2 separate regions of the Homo sapiens genome follow, and region 2 is linked to region 1. Evidence: read pairs that join two places in POLR2A ChIA-PET (ENCODE). Cell type or tissue: PC-3. All regions are shown on one strand. Each heading gives the region's core, and the rest is flanking DNA. Links, peaks and the distances in the headings are about the cores only.

Evidence for each region. ChIA-PET counts read pairs that join two places held together with the same protein. Peaks named below come from ENCODE experiments on the same cell type or tissue, not always from the same donor. Only the 100,000 strongest peaks of a DNase experiment are listed, where the experiment ranks them.
Region 2: POLR2A ChIA-PET joins it to region 1 with 21 read pairs; 16 of 35 experiments call an interaction of 5 or more read pairs at or near these places.

What each region holds. Positions count from the first base shown.
Region 1 is chr1:26,698,024-26,703,403 of GRCh38, forward strand. The region is part of intron 1 of ARID1A (AT-rich interaction domain 1A); the gene reads left to right. Among named protein-coding and RNA genes, the nearest start is that of ARID1A, 4.7 kb to the left of the region's middle. In PC-3, for the core only: no CTCF peak of the experiment used is centred there; a DNase peak (open chromatin) is centred at 238; H3K4me3 peaks cover 4,573 bases; H3K27ac peaks cover 2,021 bases.
Region 2 is chr1:26,642,008-26,647,387 of GRCh38, forward strand. It overlaps LOC124904813 (small nucleolar RNA U13), which reads right to left and starts at 382; the gene lies at 279-382. In PC-3, for the core only: no CTCF peak of the experiment used is centred there; no DNase peak of the experiment used is centred there.

The DNA.
Region 1 (5,380 bases), core at 214-5,213:
CTCGAGGGGAGGGCAGGGGACTGCTTGGGAGCTGCTAGAGGCCGGCTGCGGTTCACCTAGGGCAGCCCGGTCCATCTCCTGTCTTAGGCTCCGCCGGCCCAGTGGCCTGGGCTTCTCCCTGGAAGTGCTGGTAAACAGCTGAGTGATTGGAGTAGTAAGTGCAGATTGCTTTGGTTTGGGATTTGAATTATGGAGGTAAAATCCTTCTGTCAAAGCCAGGAGACAGTTGGTCTTAGGTTGACATCCTATCTGTGATCTGATTGGCTCCCCATCTCCTGCTCTTGGCCATTTATAATTGCCTCTGATGTAATGGTACAACAATCCTGATGAGCTCATAAACTTTTACACTCTGCTTTTCTGCCAGTGATAACCCAAACTATCGCTGCCACTATCTGCCTTTTATTCCAGAGCTGAAATTGGCTGTGACCTTGAGGAGGGAGGTTTAAGTAGCAATACTGTATCAGCAAGAGCAAAGCCTCAGACAGCCTGCCCTTGTTACATTGTGCCCAAACAAAAGAGGAGGCAATGGCATTTTGCTTGTACCTTGGATTTATTTTGCTTGTTATGTTTTATGCAGCCTGAAATGAATTCTGTGTTGTCAGAACAGTAGCTGAGTTTTTTCTCTACAATGGGTTTGCTGTTTGTTTTGGTTTTGTGACTTTCCTGATGGTATAAATGACTTCTTTGATGGCTCTGAAGATGCATTTATCTTGAGTAATTTTGACACTGGTTGCTTTGCAGAATTGAAATGATTTTACTGGGCTTTTTATTGAGTGGCAAATGTGGGATCTTTATGGGGGGCCAGAAAACAGTTTTTGTTATTTTTTTTAGAACTGGGAGCTTTCTGAGGAATTTTATATTAGGTTCAAGCGGTCTGTTTTAAGGAAGACTGGCCTCATTCTTTGTTTACATGTTGAATCTTGTTAACACTTTCTTTTGTTAATTGAACTTTGGAATAGCAGCTTAATTTAAAGGGAAGCTGGTGTCTTTCATGATCTTGAGGGACTTTCTCCTAAAGGCTTGGTTTGGTGAAATTGTTTTTTTCCTGGAATAACAAAAAGTCTAGTTTTCTGTTTTGTCATCAGTCATTTTAGAGCTTTGAAATAGAGACTGGCCAGTTTATTCCTTTGCATTTTAATGTATGTTCCACTTTTTTTCTTGTCTTCCAAGATATGAAGATACGACCTAGAATGACACTTAAGATTTGCTTAGAAATTGCAACTTCTGAGTACCTTGTTACACTATTCTATCTTGTTTTATTTTGTTGCTTTTCTTCCATCTTCATCATGCTCTGTCAGCAGTGCTTTTGGTCAGGGATATTGAGTATTCTGTGGAGTCATACATGTTTTCAAAGAGGGGGAAGCTCCATTCATCCCCTCCCAAACCCCTTGCGCTTTTGTGCTAGGAGGAAATTTTGTTCACTTACTAGCTGTATTCCCAGCCCATCCTAGAGCTACTTTACTACTCTTTTGAGCTGGGGATTTTGAAATTAGCTGTGTTAGATGGTGGGCTTGGAGCTCTGTGCCTTGATTCTACATCTTCCATGATGTTCTGCATCTGGACAAGAAATAGGGAAATGTTACATTGTTTTTCTAGTGTCTGGAGGAAAAGTTTTGTCTTAAAAGACAGCATCCTCTTGTCTCTGGGTCATCCTATAGTCTGAACCTCTTTCCTCTCATTCCCCTTGTTTTGTTTGGTTTTGGCTGAAAATTTTACTTTTCTTGAAAACTATTAGAATAAGTCATTTGGGGTAGTAAGTCAGGGTTCATTTAAAAGCAAAATTGATTGGAATTCTGCTGGTTTGGAAATATTTAGTCAAAGGTTTTAAAGAAAAAGCCAACTCTTTTGGTATAATGATTTTTGTTTTTCAGTCAGTAAATTATGGAACACTTTCTGTGTAGATGATAGGAGAATAGATACAGTCCCTGTTTGGATGCCTGTCTGTGCTGCCTTTGGATGAATTTTCTGATCTCTTTTATTATCACTAGACCCACACAACATAGATTCCTAATTAATTTCAGCTCAGTTGTCTACTCCCCAGAGACCCAGGGAATGGGCTGGTGAGCATTCAGTTGTGTAAGAGACAGTGCAGCTTCCACTTCTGTGGACTGCTTCAGGTGTGTGGTAGTAGTCTAGGTGAGGGTTGTAGGTTCAGACTTTGTTCTGAATTTCTCTTTGCTACTTGATAAACCTCTTTTCAGACCATGATGCTCTACTCTTCAACATTCTTAAATTAAAAAGTCTTGCTCTGTCTCCATCTTTTCCTGGCGCAGTCTTAGATTAAGAATATTTTGCAGAGACTTAATTAACACAGCTAAGGTGATAACGTTTTCATTTGACTCTGCGCTTATGAAATAAAGTTTAGGTAAGTGTGTGTATTGTGGCTATGTCTTTTTCACAGGACCTGGGAAGATCTTAGACAAACTTTTACTTTATTCCTTTTCATAAGTAGTGTATCTCAAGTGTTGAATCCCGGTACTGATGAAATAGTTTTAGATTACTTACACACATGAAGTTGATTTAAGGCTTTTTATTGGGACGCTTTTTAGCAATAATACTTTGAGAGTAATACCAGTTTACCAAGGTAAAAAATAAAATACAATAAATAGTCCAGGAACAAGTTGGATTTTATTGTAGAAGTTTGGTTGTTAGTTTCTACTACGGAAACATCAAATGATATTTCTGACTCCTGGGAAACAGATACAGGAATCCTAGATTTATTATGGGAATGCCTACTGGCAGAAATTCTAGGCTGGCTGAAATACAGGACTCTTGGAGCTCTCTCAAGTAGGAGGGACCAGGAAAACCACACTGAGATGGCACTTTAGTTGTGGGGGTTTCATGTTTCTCTACTGTTCATGAGAGAGCTGGGGTGATGAGGATTGAGATGGTGGTGTGAGAACAGAGAAAGCAGCCAGGACCAGGTTTGGCTTCTTGTGTATTGGGCCCTGTGAGGACTTTTTAGGTTCCTTTCTTTGTGTGTGACATGAGTAACCATGACAAGCAGCACCTGCTGAAACAGGATGTCTTGGATTGCATTAAACATTAATATGTTGGATTGACTCCTGTAGGTGTAATGTCTACAGTAGACCTTTTGCAAAGAGGTTAGTGAACTTTTTTAGAATGAGGGAATAGGCTAACAAAGTAATAGGCAGGGCTCTTTCCTGTTCCCATCCCTCAAAAGGTTGTATTGATTGGCTTCAACTCTCAAAATTCTAGAAGCAACTGAAGCTTGTAAATATGGTAAAAATGTGGTATTCAAATATATTGGCACCGAGTAGTTCTTTTCTGCCAGTGAGCTGTAATACCTGGGGCTTGAATGGAGTCCTGATTCCTGTGGCTTTTATCTCTGGGTTTTTCCTTGTTTAGATTGGTCATTATCATTACTGACGCACACTTACGTTGTTATTACTGATGCATACTTGAGTTGTGTGTTGCGTTAGTGGTAAAGAGCACAGGACTCACAACAGGAGGAGGAAGGAGGAGGCTTAGGTTCCACATACAGCTCCAGATTAAGCTGTGTGACCCTGGGCAGGTCATTTGCTTTCTCTATTTTTCATTTTCTCCCTCATCAATAAAATGAAGTTGGTCTGCATGGCCTTCTCACTCTAAGATGCTACATATCTGTGCTTCCATAGCTGGCTTGTTATGAAGGCAGCTTTCTGTACATAAATCAGGGGTCTTGAGACCATCTTTCTTCCCCTGGACTGAAGGAACTCAAAGCTATTTTCTCCTGGGATTCACAGGAACAAGCTCTGAACAGTTGGGTGCCATTGTGGTCTGTAGACTTTTACAGAAAAAGCTCTACCAGACTGTTGCCTTGAAACTGTTAATCTGTTTGTCATTAGTCATTCCACCTGGCTGGTGGTTTTAAAACACTAAATAGTCGTTGGAAAGTTAGGTAGATTTCATTAAAGCAAGACTTGAAAAATAGTTGCTTCAGGATCCCCAGGAGGCTTTTGCACTTGGGGTTGGGGTGAGGAATGGATATTCATAAGTTCAGTGTTGATATTCTGCTGCTTTTGGGGAGGGGTAGGGAGAGAGAGGGAGCATTAAGCTCTCCAGACTCCTGGTGTTTGGGCAGGTCTAGGTCTGGTTTGGGCAGTTGGTTGTAATCTGAGTGCCTGGACTTGCCCTGTAAGTTTTGCTGAGAGAGAAGCAAATGTTCCTGAGACTGGAAGAGGAAAAGCTGCGTTTCAGGGTCAATTTCATAGGTGCATTTGTTGTTTCTCATCGCTATGGTTTAAAAAACTACATGGTGTGCTTTGCACGTGGTCCTGGAAATGCTATTCTTTCTCTTCTCCAGCACACCTGAATTTCCATTCTTTCTCTTCCTGGCTTAGTAGTTTAGAAGTGTAATTTAGGTATATTAGAGGAAGGAAGCTTCCCTTTATAAAGGAGGGAAAAGGGTAGAGGGAACAGTGTTTGATAATTCTGTGCTTGACACAGCATCTTCTATCGTCTCTGAAGGAACCAAATGTTTCAGAGCTTTGTGTAAATACTTGCTGAGCTGTCAATATGTACCCAGGAGGTTTCTGTAGTAAGATGTAAACTGTTCTATAGAATGTTTGACAGGCAAATTAATAAACAGTTTTCAAGCAAAGATAATGCTAGCCTCCTCATGTGGTGGAGTAAAATAACATTGGGGAAAAAGACTTGGGGATAGGAAAAGGGTAGTGCTGGGGGGCAGTGAGTGTGGAGATAAGAAGTGATCTAAAAAAAAATTGAAATGGAAAGATGCTGCCCTGGTAGTGAAACCTCTGTGGCCCTGGCTGCGTGCTAAGTTCAGGGCATGTGGTATCCTGTTAAAGTCAATTGCAGTTTCATAGTGAAAATAGAAGTTTGGAAAGAAGATCCTGACTGTCAATAGTAAGGTAAGTATTACCCCAGACACTTGGCTTATGAGACTTTGAGGTTTAAAGGGTAGCTTGGTGAGATTATTTTTGGCTTGGGTTTGCATTTCTGGAATATTAGAAAGGAGAAAAAAGATACTGCAACTTGAGTGTGATCTTTATCCTCAATTTTGCTGTTGTGCTGGGGATTATAAGTCCACTACCCAATGGCCTGGGTTTATTTATACAGTTTTTACTGGACTTCTGTGTATCACTTATGATAAAATTAATATGCCTTTACACTCTGTTCCTGGGTCAGTACAAAGTCCAAATATTTGGGGACTCACTACATCTTACTTGAAGGATTATGTGAGTAGATACAGTCTTTGTTTTTGAAATTGCCATTTTAGGATTAAAAACATATCTGGGTTCCTTCAGTGACACATTCTTTTTATGGAAGAAGAAGAAGAATCTATGAATATTTTAGCTGTCTGTCTGTGGTCCTCTTCTTTGGTAGCCTTGTGAGATGACCAGATTTGCCTTCTCAG
Region 2 (5,380 bases), core at 325-5,324, 56 kb before region 1:
TTGCCTAGGCTGGAGTGCAATGGCATTGCCTGGGCTCACTGCAACCTCCGCCTCCCGGGTTCAAGCGATTCTCCTGCCTCAGCCTCCCAAGTAGCTGGGATTACAGGCGCCTGCCACCACACCTGGCTAATTTTTGTATTTTTAGTAGAGATGGGGTTTCACCATCTTGGCCAGGCTGGTCTCGAACTCCTGACCTCGTGATCTGCCCGCCTCAGCCTCCCAAAGTGCTGGGATTACAGGCGTGAGCCACTGCGCCCAGCCCTTTTTCCTCTTTTTCATGTCAGACAGGTAATGTGCCAACATCATAACAATGTTTGTGGATGGCACATTTCACACATCCATGTGAATGCCCAATCATCATGCTTATGAACTACAAAATGATCTGATTATTTCTTTATAATTAAAGGTAAATATTTTTGGCAAAAATACTATATAAGTGGCCACTTGTTCAATAAAGAATGTGCTCAGGCCAGGCTCAGTGATTCACACCTGTAACCCTAGCACTTTGGGATGCTTAAGCTCTGGAGTTCAAGACCAGCCTGGGGAACATAGTGAAATCTCATCTCTACAAAAAGTACAAAAATTTGGCTGGTAGGGTAATCCTAGCACTTTGGGAGGCCGAGGCGGGCAGATCATTTGAGGCCAGAAGTTCGAGACCAGCCTGGCCAACATGACAAAACCCCGTCTCTACTAAAAATACAAAAATTATCTGGGTGTGGTGGCACATGACTGTAGACCCAGCTACTTGGGAGGCTGAGGCACGAGAATCCCTTGAACCTGGGGGGCGGAGGTTGCAGTGAGCTGAGATCATGCCATTGCACTCCAGCCTGGGCGACAGAGCAAGACTCTGTCTCAAAAAAAGAAAGAAAAAATTACAAAAATTAACCGGGTGTGGTGGCTCACACCAGTAGTCCCAGCTACTAGGGGGCAGGCTGAGGCAGGGGATCACCTGAACTTGGGAGATCAAGACTACAGTGAGCCGAGATTGTGCCACTGCACTCCATCCTGGGTGACAATGTAAGACCCTGTCTCAAAAAAAAAAAAAAAAAAAGAGTGTGCTCAAAGGGTAATCAGCCACTTGCTCTGTCCCTGATATCCCTCCCAATTCTTCACTGCTAGCCGTTTGTTCATCTACCAAACATTTGCCAAAGAGGCCTTTAAAAATTTATTACAGGCCGGGTGTGGTGGCTCATGCCTGTAATCCTAGCACTTTAGGAGGCCGAGGCGGGTAGATTGCCTGAGGTCAGGAGTTCAAGACTAGTCTGGCCAACATGGTGAAACCCCGTCTCTATTAAAAATACAAAAAAAGGGCCAGGTGCGGTGGCTCACACCTGTAATCCCAGCACTTTGGGAGGCCGAGACGGGCGGATCACGAGGTCAGCAGTTCGAGACCAGCCTGACCAACATGGTGAAACCCCGTCTCTACTAAAAATACAAAAAAATTAGCTGGGCGTGGTGGTGGGCGCCTGTAATCCCAGCTACTTGGGAGGCTGAGGCAGGAGAATCTCTTGAAACCGGAAGGTGGAGGTTGCAGTGAGCCGAGATTGCACCACTAGCCTAGGCAACGAGGCAACGAGAGCAAAACTCCGTTTCAAAAAAAAAAAAATACAAAAACAATTAGCCGGGCATGGTGGCGTGCACCTGTAATCCCAGCTACTCAGGAGGCTGAGGCAGGGGAATTGCTTGAACCAGGGAGGTGGAGGTTGCAGTGAGCCGAGATCGCGCCAGTGTACTCCAGCCTGGGTGACAGAACGAGCTCAAAAAAACAAAAAAAAGTATTACAGCTTGGATAACATAATGAGACCCTGTCTGTACAAAAACTACAAAAATTAGCTGGGTGTGGTGGTGTGTGCCTGTAGTCCCAGCTACTCAGAAATCGGAGGTGAACAGATTGCTTGAGCCCAGGAAGTTGAGGCTGCAGTGAGCTATGATCACACCGCTGCACTTCAACCTGGGTGACAGAGCAAGACCCTGTCTCAGAAAAAAAAAAAAAAAAAGTGTATTGTCTATTTTCACTTTTCTTTAGCCCACCCCCAAGCTTCAAAACTTTTTTTCTGTGTACAAAAATACAAATATTGGTTTGAAGACTATACTTTCAGGGATCATTTCTTCTTTGTTTTCGAGACTGAGTCTTGCTCTATCGCCCAGGCTGGAGTGCAGTGGCACAACCTTGGCTCACTGCAACCACCTCCGCCTCCCAGGTTCAAGTGATTCTCATGCCTCAGCCTCCTGAGTAGCTGAGACTACAGGTGCCCACCACCATGCCCAGCTCATTTTTGTATTTTTAGTAGAGATGGGGTTTTACCATGTTGGCCAGGCTGGTCTTGAACTCCTGACCTCAAGTGATCTGCCCACCTCAGCCTCCCAAACTGCGGGGATTACAGATGTGAGCCACCACACCTGGCCTCAGGGATCATTTCTATAGTTCGCTACAAATATTGCGTTGGAGCAGGTGAGTTTCTTGAACACAATACACTGAAAATTCCCATGCAGACCTTGAGAAATTATATTAAAGTCACATGGGTTGTCACTAATGTTTCTGGGAGATAACGGCAGCAACTAGTGAAAAAGAAGCCTTTCAAAGGATTAAAGAAATGGTTTAAATTAGTACTTTTGGAACACTGGAAGTTTCTCACTGTTGCTTTTTTTTTTTTTTTTTTTGAGACAGAGTCTTGCTCTGTCGCCCAGGCTGGAGTGCAGTGGCTCACTGCGATCTTGGCTCACTGCAAGCTCCGCCTCCCAGTTTCATGCCATTCTCCTGCCTCAGCCTCCCGAGTAGCTGGGACTACAGGTGCCTGCCACCACGCCCGGATAATTTTTTGTATTTTTAGTAGAGACAGGGTTTCACCGTGTTGGCCAGGATGGTCTCGATCTCCTGACCTCTTATCCGCCCGCCTTGGCCTCCCAAAGTGCTGGGATTACAGGCGTGAGCCACTGCGCCCGGCCATTTCTCACTATTGCTAATTTAGGAAAAAAGGAAATCCACTTTGTGATTTAGTCTTTGGTAAACTTGTATTATTCTTTTTATTTAGTTTCTCCTTTAGTTTTAGGTTACTGGTCCTTCTCTAGAGACAGTGGATATATTCACATTAAAGTTGAAGCAACTAGATAGCAACCAGCACCAGGACCATCACGCGCAGGCCAGGACCTGTGCCATGGCGTTGCTCTCAGATGCTGCTGATATTACTGATGTTGTCAGAGGTACCCTGGAGGGTGGAGCGCCCTGCCTTTGCCCGGGGAGAACCTTCTGGGGTTCCTGCCTTGGATGAGCACTCTGATCCATATGTCTCCAGGTTCCAGGAGTTGCAGAAATGCCACCAGGATCTGCAGAACACATTGCAAGACAAGGAGAGCTGGGAGGACTCAGACCCTGACCTCATCCAAAAGTGAAAAACCAATCCTGCCAAAGTGAATGTATTTTCTCTCCCCAAAGGCAGACTTGAGACCCCCAGCTTCAGGGTGGCTTCTGCCTGACTTCCAGAGCTCCAGCCAGTGCCTTTTGTCTGAAACCTCCATGTCCAGGACCCTTGGGCGGAGAAGAATCTGCTGGACACTGCTTGGGGCTGGACCCTGAGAGCGCTCACATTTGACACCCCAGAAAGCAAATAAAACAGTTGAAATATGTAAAAAAAAAAAAAAAAAAGAGCTGAAGCAACTACTAGATGGCAATTTTTTCTTGCATCCTTCCAGCTTTGTACACTTGGTCACACTTCATCTTCTCTTTTTGTTCCCCCTGAAAGAGCTGCTAACACTATTGGCTTTCTCTCTGTTTTTCTTTCCAGTCTCTACTTTTTTGGGAATATGGTTAAACAGATGCATCCTCTTCCCTTATTCTGATGAAATGTATTGCTGATGGCCTATCTGGCCACACTGCCCTCTTAATCTTTCTCAAAGGTGGCTCCTTGGTAATCACAACATTTTGCCATCTCTACCTTGGAGAGCAACTGTTAGAACCGGTTGAAGGAGTCCAGAGGAATGCTCTGAATTTGTTAGCAATTGCTTTGATTCCTTATTAAACATGATGTATGTTCAAGGTCCCTGATTTTCATAAAAATTATAGAACTGTGTAGATAAAAAGTTGTGTGTTTCTTTTGCACCACTTAACCAGTAGTGTGATCAATAAATGTTCTTTAGGCCGGGCGTGGTAGCTCACGCCTGTAATTCTAGCACTTTGGGAGACTGAGTCGGGCGGATTAGTTGAGGTCAGCAGTTCGAGACCAGCCTGGCCAACACGGTGAAATGCCATCCTTACAAAAAATACAAAAATTAGATGGGTGTGATGGTGGGTACTGGGGAGGCTGAAGCAGGAGAATCACTTGAACCCAGGAGTCAGAGGTTGCAGTGAGCCAAGATCGTGCTACTGCACTCCAGTCTAGGCAACAGAGCAAGACTCTGTCTCCAAAAAACGACAATAGGCCTGGCGTGGTGGCTCACTCCTGTAATTCCAGCCCTTTGGGAGGCCAAGCCTGGCGGATCACCTGAGGTCGGGAGTTTGAGACCAGCCTGACCAACATGGAGAAACCCCGTCTCTACTACAAATACGAAAACAATTATCCAGGCATGGTGGCACATGCCTGTAATCCCAGCTACTTGGGAGGCTGAGGCAGGAGAATGGCTTGAACCTGGGAGGCAGAGGTTGCGGTAAGCCAAGATTGCGCCATTGCACCCCAACCTGGGCAACAAGAGCGAAACTCCGTCTCAAAAAAAAAAAAAGAAAAAAGAAAAAAGAGGGCCAGTCGCAGTGGCTCATGCCTGTAATCCCACCACTTTGGGAGGTTGAGGCAGGCAGATCACTTGAGGCCACGAGTTTGAGACCAGCTTGACCAACGTGGAAAATCCTGTCTCTACTAAAAATGCAAAAATTTGCCGGACATGGTGGCACATGCCTGTAATCCCAGCTACTTGGGAGGCTGAGGCACGAGAATCACTTGAACCCAGGAGGCAGAGGTTGCAGTGAGCCAATAGCACGCCACTGTACTCCAGCCTGGGCAACTCACTGGGACTCTGTCTCAAAAATAAATAAATAAAATAAAGTGCACAATCCAGTGATTTGAGTATATTCACACCACTACCTAATTCCAGCACATTCTTTCACCCCCAAAGAAAACCCTCTACTCATTAGCAGTCATGCCCTAAACCCTATTCCTTTAGCCTCTGGTGATCACTAATCTACTTTGTACATATTTTATATAAAATAAGTCACACAATTTGTGGCCTGGTGTGACTGGCTTCTTTCACTTAGCATAATGTTTTCAGTTCCATGCATGTTATAGCAGGTATCAGTATTTCACTCGTTTTTATTGCTGAATAATATTCCATTTTGTGGCTATGTCACATTTTGTTTATCCATCAGCTGATGGACCCTAGAATTGTTTCCACT